Linked DNA regions of Homo sapiens: all the other regions are linked to region 2. The links are chromatin contacts, found by Hi-C or POLR2A ChIA-PET in ENCODE. All regions are on one chromosome and are shown on one strand. The core of a region is the stretch at or near the end of the contact, and the rest is flanking DNA. Distances in the headings are between cores, read along the strand shown.

Region 1 (4,034 bases), core at 1,141-3,640, 350 kb after region 2:
TCAACATCTCAGTATTTCTTAATATTATGAAAATTTATGAGCCCTTCCTTCCCAACTAGAAGAGAATTATTGGCACTGTCCAGTATCTAACATGAGGCAGGAAACAATAATGTTACATTATTGTTTTGAATTTCTGTAAAAAAAGTTTCTGGTTAAAGATCACTAAAATGATAACAAAGGAATTAGATTCACAATGACAAAGAGAATGGCAGAGGACAATGAGCAGATAAGAGATTTCAAGTAAAATCTTGAAGGTGAAAAGTGGTCAGAAAAGTGCTAGTTGCAATAGCAGATAGGGGATGGATGCTTTCAGAGGTTAGGAATCATGGTGCCCTACAGAATTTGTAAGAAACAATGGAGATTTGAAGGGAGACACAGAGCCAAAAACTGATGTGTTATTTGAGAAATGAACAGAACAGTGTGTGCCCTGCCCGTCAACCCACATCCTGACCATATGCAACCAGGCAGTCTCTCAGGGCAACCACTGCTGTCATTTTTTCCATCGTATCTTAATACTGCCCGCTACTGGATTTTGTATAAATGGGATAAAAGGTATATATGCTTTTGTGTCTGCCTTCTTTTGCTTATCATTCATGTTGATGTGTTGAACAGTAGTTTGTTCATTTTTGTTGTTGAGTGGCATTCCATTGTGTGAATATACCACAATCTGCTTATTCAGTTTTCTGTTCATGGTCATTGGAGTTGATTCCACTTTGAGACTAGTATAAATAAAATTGCTGCTCTTGTACAAGTCTTTTTGTGGCAAGATGTTTTCACTTATCTTGCATAAATATGTAGCAGTGGAATTGCTTGGTCATTGTGTAAGAGTACATTTAACCATTTAAGAACCTGCCAAACTGTTTTTCAAAGACTATCAGAGATAGCCTTTCTAGTTTTAGCCATTCCAGTGTGTGTGATGTGATATGTCATTTTCGTTTTAATTTGTATTTCTTTAATGATAAAATGATGTCAAGCACATTTTCATGTGTTAATTGGCAATTTATTTTTTGTAAAGTGTCTGTTCAAGTCTTTGGCCCATTTATATTATTCAATTTTACTTATTGATGGGTAGGCATTTTTTAAATATATTATGGATAGAAGTGTTTTGTCTGATTTATGTATGGTGAATATTTTCACCCAGTCTGTAGCTTCTCTTTCATTTTCTTAATCATGTCTTTTGATGGGAAGAAATCTGTAATTTTGATGAAATCCAATTTATTTTTTTTTCTTTTATAATTAATGACTTTAGTGTACTATCTAAGAAATATTTGCCTACTCCAAGGTCATGAAAATATTCAAAAAACAATTTACAATATTAGCATGGGTTTATATATGTACTTTCTATGCTATACCATTGATCTATTTGTCTACCCTTATGCTGGTAAGATTTTGCCTTAAATATCATGGCTTAACAAAAGTCTTGAAGTCAATTAGAAAAGATTGGCTTGGATTTTCTAGATTCTTTGCTTTTATACATTATCTTTTCAAATCAGTTTGTCAATTTCTTCAAGAAAAAACTTTAGGACTTTTTTTTGGATTTGAATTGAAGCTACAGATAAATTTGGGGGAGATGACAACAACATTGAGCTTCCAATCTGTTAACATTGTATATCTCTCCATTTACTTACATGTGTTTAATTTTACCCAGCACTGCTTATAGTTTTTAGAAGTCATGTACATCTTTCATTAAATTTATTCCTCTCCAAAAACCTATTGAAATAAAAAATTTAATTTAATTAAATTTAAAAAATAATAAATTTATTCCTAGTTATTTTATTGTTTTGGTGTTACTTTAAATGATAATGCTTTTCAAATTCCTTATTACTATTATATGAAAATATAATTGGTTTGAAACATATTAACCATGAATTTATGGCATTGCTAAATTCATGTAGTATTTCTAGTAAATTATTTATAGATTTCCTTTGTATTTTAAAGAAAATAATTATATCATGAACAAATAGACTGACTTACTGTTTCTTTCCAAACAATTATTTCTATTTTTTGGTCTCATTTCACTGGTTAGGAGTTTGAATACAATGTTGAAGAGAAGTGATGAGAGTGGACTTCCTTGCCTTATTTCCAATTTCAAGGAAGAAGCACTTAGCAGCACCATTAAGTGTGATGTTTGCTATACCTTTATACATATTCCTGCGTCTTTCTTTCCTTCCTTCCTTCTTTCCTTTCGAAAAGATTTGAAAATAACTACTGATTGAGTGAAATCAGACCTTATAAAACCTTATGTAACACTGAAAATAAAAATAAAAAGCAGACATAGTTTGCATTTTTAGAGAGATAAAACAAGGGAAACAATGAGTTGTAAAAGATAAAACAGGAAGTCCTAGCCCGAGCAGTCAGACAAAAGAAAGAAATAAAGGGCATCCTAATCGGTAAAGAGGAAGTCAAACTTGAGTCACTGTTCACCAATGATATGATTAGTATCCTAAGATATAGATCTGATAAATGAATTCAGTTAAGTTTCAGGATACAAAATCATAAGTAGCACTGCTATACACCAACAATGATCAAGCTGAGAATCAAATCAAATCCCTTTTACAACAGCTGCAAAAAAATAAATAAATAAAAAATAAACCAAAAAAACAAAGCAAAACAACAACAACAACAACAACAACAAAAATCCAAAAAACCTTAGGATATACCTAACCAAGGAGGTGAAAGATCTCTATGAGGAGAACTACAAAACACTGCTGAAAGAAATCACAGATGCCACAAGCAAATGGAAACACATTCCATGCTCATGGATGGGTAAAATCAATATTGTGAAAATGATCATACTGCCCAAAAGCAATCTACAGATTCAATGCAATTCCCATCAAAACACCATCATCATTATTCACAGAACTAGAAAAAACAATCCTAAAATTCATATGGAATCAAAAAAGGGCCCACATTGCCAAAGCAAGACTAAGCAAAAATTCCAGAATCTATAAATAACTCAAACAAATCAGCAAGAAAAAATTCAGATAATCTTATCAAAAAGTGGGCAAAGGATATGAATAGACAATTCTCAAAAGAAGATATGCAAATGGCCAAGAAATATATGAAAAAATTCTCAACATCACTAATTATCAGGGAAATGCAAATCAAAACCACAATGCGATACCACCTTACTTCTGCAAGAAAGACCATAATTAAAAAATAAAAACATGATAGATGTTGGCGTGGATGTGGTGAAAAGGGAACACTTTTACACTGCTGGTGGGAATGTAAACTATTACAACTGCTGTGGAAAACAGTATAAAGATTCCTTAAAGAACTATCATTTGATCCAGCAATCCCACTACTGGGTCTCTACCTAGAGGAAAATAAGTCATGATATGAAAAAGACATTTGCACACGCGTTTATAGCAGCACAATTAGCAATTGAGAAAATGTGGAACAAGCCTAAATGCCCACTAATCAATGAGTAGATAAAGAAATGTGATATATATATGTATATATACACATATACATGTATACACATATATATATACCATATGTGTGTGTGTGTGTGTGTGTGTGTGTGTGTGTGTGTGTATATATATACACCATGGAGTACTACTCAGCCATAAAAAGGAATGCAATAATGGCGTTCTCAGCATCCTGGATGGAGTTGGAGACCATTATTCTAAGTGAAGCAACTCAGGAATGGAACCAAGTATCGTTATGTTCTCACTTATTAGTGGGAGTTAAGCTATGAGAATGCAAAGGCATAAGAATGATACAATGGACCTTGGGGACTCAGGGGAAAGGGTGGGAGGGGAGTGACAGATAAAAGAATACACATTGAGTTCAGTGTACACTGCTTGGGTGACAGATGCACCAAAATCTCAGAAATCACCACTAATGAACTTATCTATGTAACCAAAACCACCTGTTCCCCCAAAACTACTGAAATGAAATAAAGACAAAATGGAAAAAGTATGAAAAATTATTTAAACAGAATGTAAAAGAAAAATGATATTGAAAGGCAATATTAATAATATTGAAAAAGAATCATCAATATTGATGATATCGATATTGACTGGAATCAA
Region 2 (4,069 bases), core at 338-2,837:
ACAGAAGTACTCACAGCCTAAGAAGATAATCACACTGTATGGAAGCAGTCTAAATTAATTAACAAAAGTACAAAAATCTTAAAATGCAGTTCACAGCGCTCCTTCAAGAAACAGCTGTTTCCAGGTCTGGCAGGACTCGTACAAAATGAGCAAGATGGTCATCCTACGCCAGAAAGCAAGGAAGCAATCACAGACTGATGGGGTCTTGCCAAAACAACACAGAAGGCAACTTGAAGGAGTTCCCAAGGGCCAAAGATGGGGCAACTTGGACACAAGAAAGTAATGACTGGAATGGATTGAGACATATCAAATATAATTTTTAAAAAGACAAAAACGTGAGTTTATAATGATCCTTAAAACAACTCAATACTTATCTAAGGAAGTGGCCAGGTCATCAACTGATTATACTAAAAAAAAAATACCTGATTATACTAAAAAATGAGACTATTTTGGGATAACTAAGTCATCAAGGAAGAAGGGTTCTTCTTTATAGAAACAATTTAATTATATGAAGAAGAAATAACAGAATCAGGAAACTGCCATTCTGAATCTAGGCAATGATTCTCAATGGAAACTAAAACCAGGAGGTGAAAGGTCAATGAGAATTTTGTAATGGACAGATTACAGACTGAGGACACCTGCATCCACCGGTCAATCCGAACATCACCAGAAATGGGATAACCAGTGCCACCCAATATGAAGCACACAGCACCATCCATGAACTTTTGCCCCCCTCAAAGTGAATCCGAATCTAATAAAAAAAAGCCAGATCTAACTATCTACCAGTTAAATCACTAGCAGATAGTGGAACATGTTACAGAAGCAACAGGAATGCCAAGTCTAAAATATATGATTTTTCTACAAAACAAACAATCCAGGCTTCAACAAAGAGATGGCATAATATTAACTATTATAGATTAAAAGAGAGCTCAGAGTATTAACCAAATTCAGTTTGTGGGCCTTGTTTGGAACTTTTTTTTTTTTTTGGAAATCAAGTCTTGCTCTGTCACCCAGGCTAAAGTGCAGTGGCGCAATCTCGGCTCACTGCAACCTCCATCTCCTGGGTTCAAGCTATTCTTGTGCCTCAGCCTCCCGAATAGCTGGGATTACAGGTGTGTGCCACCACACCCGGCTAATTTTTGTATTTTTAGTAGAGGCGGGGTTTCACCATATTGCCCAGGCTGGTCTCAAACTCCTGGACTCAAGTGATCCACCCGCCTTGGCCTCCCAAATGCTGGTATTACAGGCGTGAGCCACCATGTCCAGCCTGGAAGTAATATTAAATAAACGAACTGTAAAATGCCATTTTTGTGAAAATTGAGGAAATCTGTAGATTGGGCATTAGACATTAGGTTTGCAAATGGTAACGTAACTGTGTTATACTGTGTTTTGTAATGCGTACTAGGGATGCATACTGAGTGATGTCATGTGTCAGAGGAAAAAGGGGGCAAGGACTAGAGGAACAAGAATGACAGAACATTCGTAACTGTTGAAGCTGGGTTTAGGGTAGGAACCGGTATGTTACATATTCCCTCTAGTTGTACGTATATTTTTCACAACAAAGGAGGTGGGCGGGGCTTCCGGTGGGCCCACCAGTTGCATTCTCCATGCTACTTCCTGGCTGGAAGTGTCTGCTCTGGCCAGCACAGGTGAGAGCTCTAAACTGTAAATTGTATCTCAAAAGTCTTTCTTGACATGCCATTTAACAACATTCATATCATGCCTCTGATTACTCTGAAGTGAAAAATGTCAGCAGAGTTAACTAATGTATTGATTTTAATAATCCTTGGTTTCTATGGAAAAGGAAATATGGGCTTTAAAAACACACAAAGGCACCTGAAAGCTGCTCTAAGATCACCACAATTTCACACTGCTCACTACATGTTTTTACATACAACTCTGAATTGATACAACACAAAATTAGATGCCAAAAGTTCTGTATCCCAAAATCTGAAGAAGTAACACAGATGGTTAGAAATAGAAAGAGGGAAACAGAACGCTGGCGTGCAACACAGGCACTGACTCACACTTTGTCTAAACAAGCTTGAACTTGGGGGAAGTGTTAAACCGCAGAGACGTGAATCAGACTGAGGCAAGCTATAAAGCCAGGAGGAGTAGAGCAAGCTGATTCACACCAACAGTCATGCCAGGAACATGCCTGCCCACCAACTTAATAGAACAGACCACCACCAATGTTGGGACAAACAGATGCACACCATACCCGGGGCTGGCACACAACTCTGGTGTGAAACAGCAGGAGGTTACCTTGCCAGTCAATGAGGCTCAGGGATGAGGGAGAAGGGCATTTGGTTCTATGGTTCGGTTTTCAGGCTTTTTTAAACTGACAAGACTACCCAAACATTAATGCCTGCTTAGACCAGTAGTAATTTCAGGAAGATGCACTGTGAATTACCAAATTATATGGATTAGTAAGTGGACACAGAGAGGTAAAAATCAAAGGACACTACTTCATAAACATGTACTTTGCTGACTCAACAAAGTAAAGCTGTAGAGAATCCATGCTCCATTTAAGAGGCAGCTTTTACTGCCTTACAGCGTGCGTATTATGTCCAAAGGAGATGTCTTTCAATATATAACTTAACTGATACTTCAATGAAATTCAACTTTTTTAAATCCTAGAGAACAGAAATAAGACCACAGAGAATTATTATTTTTTCCTTCAGTCATGCTGGATTTGTGAATTTAAAAGCTCAGAATTCACCTAATTTTAAATTCCCACCTGTAGGGCATTTTCAAATTCAATTTAGCTCACAAGTTGAATTTCAAGGAGGGAAATGTGTTCAAAATCTATGGAAAAATTATCTAACTACAGAGAAAATGCTTCCCACATTCAGCATCCTGTTTTTTTTCCCAAGGCAATCCTTCCTTTATGTTCAACTGAGAATACAAATTTTATTACATTGTACATACCCTTTCAATAACATGAACAAAATATTCTGTTGGGTGCAGATGTATTCAACAGTAGGAGTTCTCGTACCAATTTGTCTTCTGAGAATATTGTTGAAAATTTGAGCCACGTCTTTTTTGCCCTATTAGGAATACAATCATTAACACATTTTCCTGACCAAACATCAAAATGCTCATTCACCCTCCCAAATGAACTCGAATAAGGCCATTGTACTTATTGTTATGACTGAATATCTGACTTTAACACATTCATAGACATTAAATTATCTCTTCATTTGTAATTCCAAATTGTAAGTTTACTAGTGTACTATTTTTAACATGAACAATGTGTTGACAAAAACAACAATGGGTTGACTATATTCCACATATAATTTCCACCATTTCTAAGTCTCAGGATCACGCTGACTCTGATATGAGAAACAAAACCCTGCAATATGTTAACAATCTAAGGGATCTGAATTCCACCCAAATGGAACAAGCAGCTTCAAATAAGATGCTTACATTGGGAACACTATATGTGCTTTCCTTTCATAGTGATGGAAGGAGAGGAAAATATACTCTGCTGCTATATTAAAAATGGAATAATTCTGTATGAAGCTGGGCTTTAATGGAAAGTAGACCTATCTTCCAATTAAACTAGGCCTGTTTAGGGAAGACTTTATATAGATTAATAATGAAGGTACTAAGTATCACATGATACAGTAGTTCAGAGATCAGAACTTCATTACACTACTGTACAAAACAGACGGATCTTTCCAGTGAATCTTACAATCGGAAAGCTGCACAAGAAATCAACAAATGGAGAACTGGACTCCAAGTGGCATTTCTGAACAGCCACTTGTTACAAGGCTAACAAGCCCATAGGAGAGGGAGTGAAATGCTAGCTTTCCAGGGTATACCTAAACCACAGACAGAGAGATCATCCTGGGCCCCGCACTAGCTCAGGAGCAGAAATGGCAATCTCTAAGAACCAGCCTTAAGGGCACACTTTTCTTTTAAGTTGATGTCTTTGAAGTTCCACATAAATATTAAATTCAGTGTCCAGGTCGGGTGGAGGCAGACAAAGGAGAAGGAACCTAGATGTTCCACTACATCCCCAACTTTGCAGAGGAAATACAAATTGTTGCTGTTGGAATTTGAT
Region 3 (4,347 bases), core at 36-2,535, 450 kb after region 2:
ATCAAAATTCCAAATGGCTTTTCTGAAGAAATTGAGAAGCTAATCCTAAAATTTATATGGAATTGCAAGAACCCAGAATAGCCAAAACAATCTATAAAAAGAAGAAAAAAGTTGGAAGATTTATACTTTCTTATTTCAACACTTATTATAAAGCTACCCATATCAAGACAGTTATTGTACTGGTATAATTCAGTGAAACAGAGATGAGAGTGCAGAAAAAATCCTTGTGGTTTCAGCAATTGATTTTCAACAAAAGTGCCAAGGCAATTAAATGAGGAAAAGATAGTCTTTTCAACAAATACTACAAGTAGAATTGCATAGATACACACAAAAATACAAATGTAGACTCTTACCTCACATCATATACATGAATCAACTAAAAATGGATCATGGATCTAAATGTAAGAGCAGGGCTGGCTTCATGAGCATGCATCCTGTGCAGTCACAAATGACTCTGTGCTTAGTTTAGTGTTCTGCTTTCACTGTTCTGAAATCCTTAATAACTTGTGAGCAAGGATCCCCCATTTTTATTTTTCACTGGGTTCCCCAAATTATGTAGTAATCTTCTAAAAGAGCAAAAATGGCAGGACTTTTGTAAGAAAATAAAGACAAAAATCTTTGTGACTTTAGGTTAAATGAAGAGTTAGCTACAACATCAAAAGCATGATCCTTAAAATAATAAAGTGATAAGCTGAAATTTAACAAAACTGAAATCTTTTGTGTTTCAAGTATACTGTTAAGAAAAAGAAAAGACTAGGCACAGTCTGGGAGAAAATATTAGCCAATTATATTTTCAATAAACTACTTATATTCAGGTATGTAAAGAATTCTGACAGCTCTATAAGAAGATAACCCAATTTAAAAATGGGCAAATGATTTGAACAGATATTTCTCCGAAAGACACATGGAAGATAATAAAGACAAGAAGAGATGCTCAGTATCATTAGTCATTAGAGAAAAGCAAATTCAAACCACAACAAAATACTAATATGCATTCATTGGAATGGCTATAAACACATACAATAACAAGTTTTAGCAAAGATGTGGAAAAACTGGAACCCTTACACATTGCTATGAAATGGTCTTCTGGAAACAGTGTACGATAGATTTTGTGAAAGTTAACTATCACGTTACTGTTACTATAATGTTACTATATTCGCATGCAAGTCTTTGTGTGGATATACGTTTTCATTTCTAGGTAGATGTTTAGCAGTTAAATTCTTGAGTCATACAGTTTCACTTTGACTGTGTTGCTCCTCCCCAAGGCTGGCAAAGTGCCATATCAAGAGGGTTTTCCTGAGCCCAAAGTTTCTCCAGTGGGGAAAAGAGAGCCTGAGGAGGACATCCAGCTTCTGTAGCATTCTGTGCTACATCTTAGGAGGCCCACTTCTGTCTTGTCTCATGGGAAACAAAGAGGAAATCAGTGGGGCTAGACCACCTGTGTTTGACCAGAAATGAAGAAGTGAGGGCAGGGTTCACAGTGGCCAGTGCATGGATCACCATGCTGGTACTGTGTTCCTGCCATCAGCACCCTAGCAGAGAGCTCAGCCAGCAGCTCTGCCCAACTGCAGAGGCAAGCTGGTGACCCTATTTGGCCAGGGAGCATAGTCAGCAATTCTAACTGGCTTGGGTGCCTAGTCAGCAATCCAGGCCAGCTACAGGGTTTAGCTTTCTGTCTTGTTGGACCAGGGAACCCCCAAAGAGATTCTGCCCAGCCTCAAAGCCTAACATACGTCCTTGACCACGCAGGTAATCGAGCCAGCCACTCTGCCTAACTACAGAGTATGGCCTCTAGCCTTGCTAACCAGGAAGCCCAAATAGTAACCCTGCCCAGCCTCAGTGGCCAGCCAGCGACCTGCATGGACAGTAAACAAAGCCAAGGACACCTCCCAACTGAGGGGCACAGCCTGCAGTTCTGCCTAACCAGGGATTCCAGAGAATGATCCCATCTGACAGAGGAGCCCAGCTTGCAGCAAGCTGGGGCATAGCCTGTGGCCCCACCAAACCCAGGTACCTGATAACAATACTGATTGACACTGAAGCACAGCCAGTGGTTCTACTCTGGAAGAGAACCCAGACAGTGACTCAACCCAACTGCAAAACACAGCCTGCAACCCTGATTAATCACAGAGCCTAACCTGTGGTCCCACTGAACAGTAGCTTGAGGTCTTGTTCCATCTCAGAAGCCAGCCAGTAGCCCTGCCCAACCAAAGAGTCCAACCAAAACACTCAACAAACCATACAGGCGAGCCAGTGGCCCCAGCAAACACCAGAGCACAGGCAATAATCCTGCACAACTAGAGATCTCAAAAGCAAACTGTGACTATTCATGGATGCTACCAGCTGACCTGTCCAGATCTCCAGGAAACACTGACTACTAAAGGGCTTTCCATGCCAAAGCAAACCTATAAAGGTTGGAAGAGGTTACTTCTTCCTCAAATGTACAGACACTAATGTGAGGATACAAGGATCATAAAAAATCAGCAAAAAATAAAACCCCTAAAAGAAATTAATAAGCTCTAACAACTGACTCTAAAGAAATGAAGGTCTATGAGCTAACTGACATTCAGAATAATTCTCTTTAAAAAGTTCGGTGAACTACAAGAGAACACAGATGGACAACTCAACAAAATCAGAAAACAATATATAAACAAAATATAATGCCAATAAAAAATAGGAACCATTAAACAAACCCCCAGAAATCCTAGATCTAAAAAATACAATGACTGAACTGAACAATTTAACAGAAAATTCCAACAGCTTACTTAAGCAGAAGAAAGAATCAGTGAACTGAAAGAGAAGTCATTTGAAATTATCTACTTAGAGGAGCAAAAAGAACAAAGAATGAAAATGAGTGAAAAAAAGCCTATTGTGTTTATGGGACACCATCAAGTGAAACAACATACAAATTATGGAAATTACAGAAGAAGAGAGAAAGAAAAATGAGCAGAAAGTCAATTTAAAGAAGTAATGACTAAAAACTTCCCAAATTTGGGGAGAGAAATGGACATTTATGTTCTTGAGGCCCAAAGTTCCCCAAACAGGTTCAACAATACAATTCTACACCAATAAGTATTATAATTAAATTATCAAAAGACAAAAAGATAATTTTGAAAGCAGCAAGGAAAGCATAACTTATCACAAAAAATGGAGCCCTCATAAGACTAACAGTAAAGTTTTCAGTGGAAACCTCCTCTTCTCAGCCCAGGAGAGATTAGGGTGACACATTCAAAATATTGAAAGAAAAAAAACTGCCAACCAAGAGTGTTACACTTGGTAAATCTATCTATCTTAAATGAAGGCGTGATAAAGGTTTTTCCAAAAAAACAAAAGTTGAAGGAGTTCATCATCAGTAGACTTGTCTTACAAGAACTGCTAAAGTGAGTTCTAGTTCTTCAAGCTGCAATGAGATGGTATTAGTTAACAACATAACAATATATAAATATACAAAACTCACCAGTAAAGGTAAAATTTAGTCAAAGTCAGAAATCTCTTATATTGTAATGATTGTGCATAAATCACTTTCAATTCTAGCATAAAAATTAAAAATCAAACATTTAAATAAGTATAACTATAGTAATTTGGTTTTAGATATCCAATATAAAAATATGTAAATTGTAACATTAGTCAATTAAAATATGAGGGAGGAGAGAAACAAAAGTGTAGAGTTTTATATGTGGTTGAAGTTGTTAGCTTAAAATCAGATGATATAGCTATAAGATATTTTATGTAAGCCTCACAGTAACCACAAAGGAGAAAGGAGTCAAAGCATATCACTTTAAAATTCATCAACTCACAAAGGAATGCCACAAGAAAAAAAGAAAGGAAAAAAAAAAAAGAACTACAAAACAGCCAGAATACAAATTACAAAACAGCCAGAATACAAATAACAAAACAGCAATAGTAAGTTCTCACCTATCAATAAATGGATTAAATTCTCCAATCAAAAGAAATAGAGTACCTGAATGGATTATGAAAACCCCACAAGATCCAACAAGTTGCTGCATGTAAGAGACTCATGGTAGGTTTAAGAACACATGTAGGCTGAAGGTGAAGGTATGGAAAAAGATATCCAATGCAAAAAGTGACCAAACGAAAGCAGTGGTAACTATCTTTATGTTGGACAAAATACACATTAAGTAAAAAATGGCCACATAAGACAAAGAGGGTCAATATATAAGGATAAAGGGGCCAATTCATCAAGAGGATATAACAGTTGTAAATATTTTGACAATAGCATTGGAATACCTAAATAGCTAAAGCAAATACTAACCAATCTGAAAGGAGGAAGAAACAGCAATACAATAATAGTAAGGGACTTTAATACCTCACCCTTAACAATGACAG

The links. A loop is a pair of places that touch in the nucleus more often than their neighbours do. ChIA-PET counts read pairs that join two places held with the same protein, here RNA polymerase II (POLR2A). Pooled maps may share reads with other maps.
Region 1: a pooled map shows a loop between it and region 2 (5-fold over the local background). The contact joins two enhancer-like sites. A Hi-C loop is called at or near these places in 1 of 168 maps with a recorded cell type or tissue (Calu3), 1 of 37 single-sample maps with no recorded cell type and 10 of 50 pooled maps.
Region 3: a pooled map shows a loop between it and region 2 (4-fold over the local background). The contact joins two enhancer-like sites. A Hi-C loop is called at or near these places in 1 of 168 maps with a recorded cell type or tissue (HCT116) and 5 of 50 pooled maps. POLR2A ChIA-PET finds 5 or more read pairs at or near these places in 2 of 52 experiments (Panc1 and activated CD4-positive, alpha-beta T cell).

What each region holds. Positions count from the first base shown.
Region 1 is chr2:230,438,152-230,442,185 of GRCh38, reverse strand. All of the region lies in intron 2 of SP100 (SP100 nuclear antigen), which reads right to left. LOC101928816 (a long non-coding RNA gene) reads left to right here. Exons shown (of 4, transcript XR_427235.4): 4 at 1-751. Among named protein-coding and RNA genes, the nearest start is that of SP100, 24 kb to the right of the region's middle. RefSeq lists an enhancer at 2,453-2,502. Within about 2 kb of position 2,390, at least 7 of the 41 ENCODE cell types and tissues checked have a DNase peak (open chromatin) inside an H3K27ac peak, as active enhancers do.
Region 2 is chr2:230,792,194-230,796,262 of GRCh38, reverse strand. It overlaps CAB39 (calcium binding protein 39), which reads right to left. Exons shown (of 9, transcript NM_016289.4): 4 at 2,932-3,050. Among named protein-coding and RNA genes, the nearest start is that of ITM2C, 71 kb to the left of the region's middle. RefSeq lists an enhancer at 1,788-2,987. Within about 2 kb of position 1,587, at least 32 of the 41 ENCODE cell types and tissues checked have a DNase peak (open chromatin) inside an H3K27ac peak, as active enhancers do.
Region 3 is chr2:230,345,074-230,349,420 of GRCh38, reverse strand. The region is part of intron 2 of SP140L (SP140 nuclear body protein like); the gene reads right to left. Among named protein-coding and RNA genes, the nearest start is that of SP140L, 20 kb to the right of the region's middle. RefSeq lists an enhancer at 1,137-1,476. Within about 2 kb of position 1,285, at least 7 of the 41 ENCODE cell types and tissues checked have a DNase peak (open chromatin) inside an H3K27ac peak, as active enhancers do.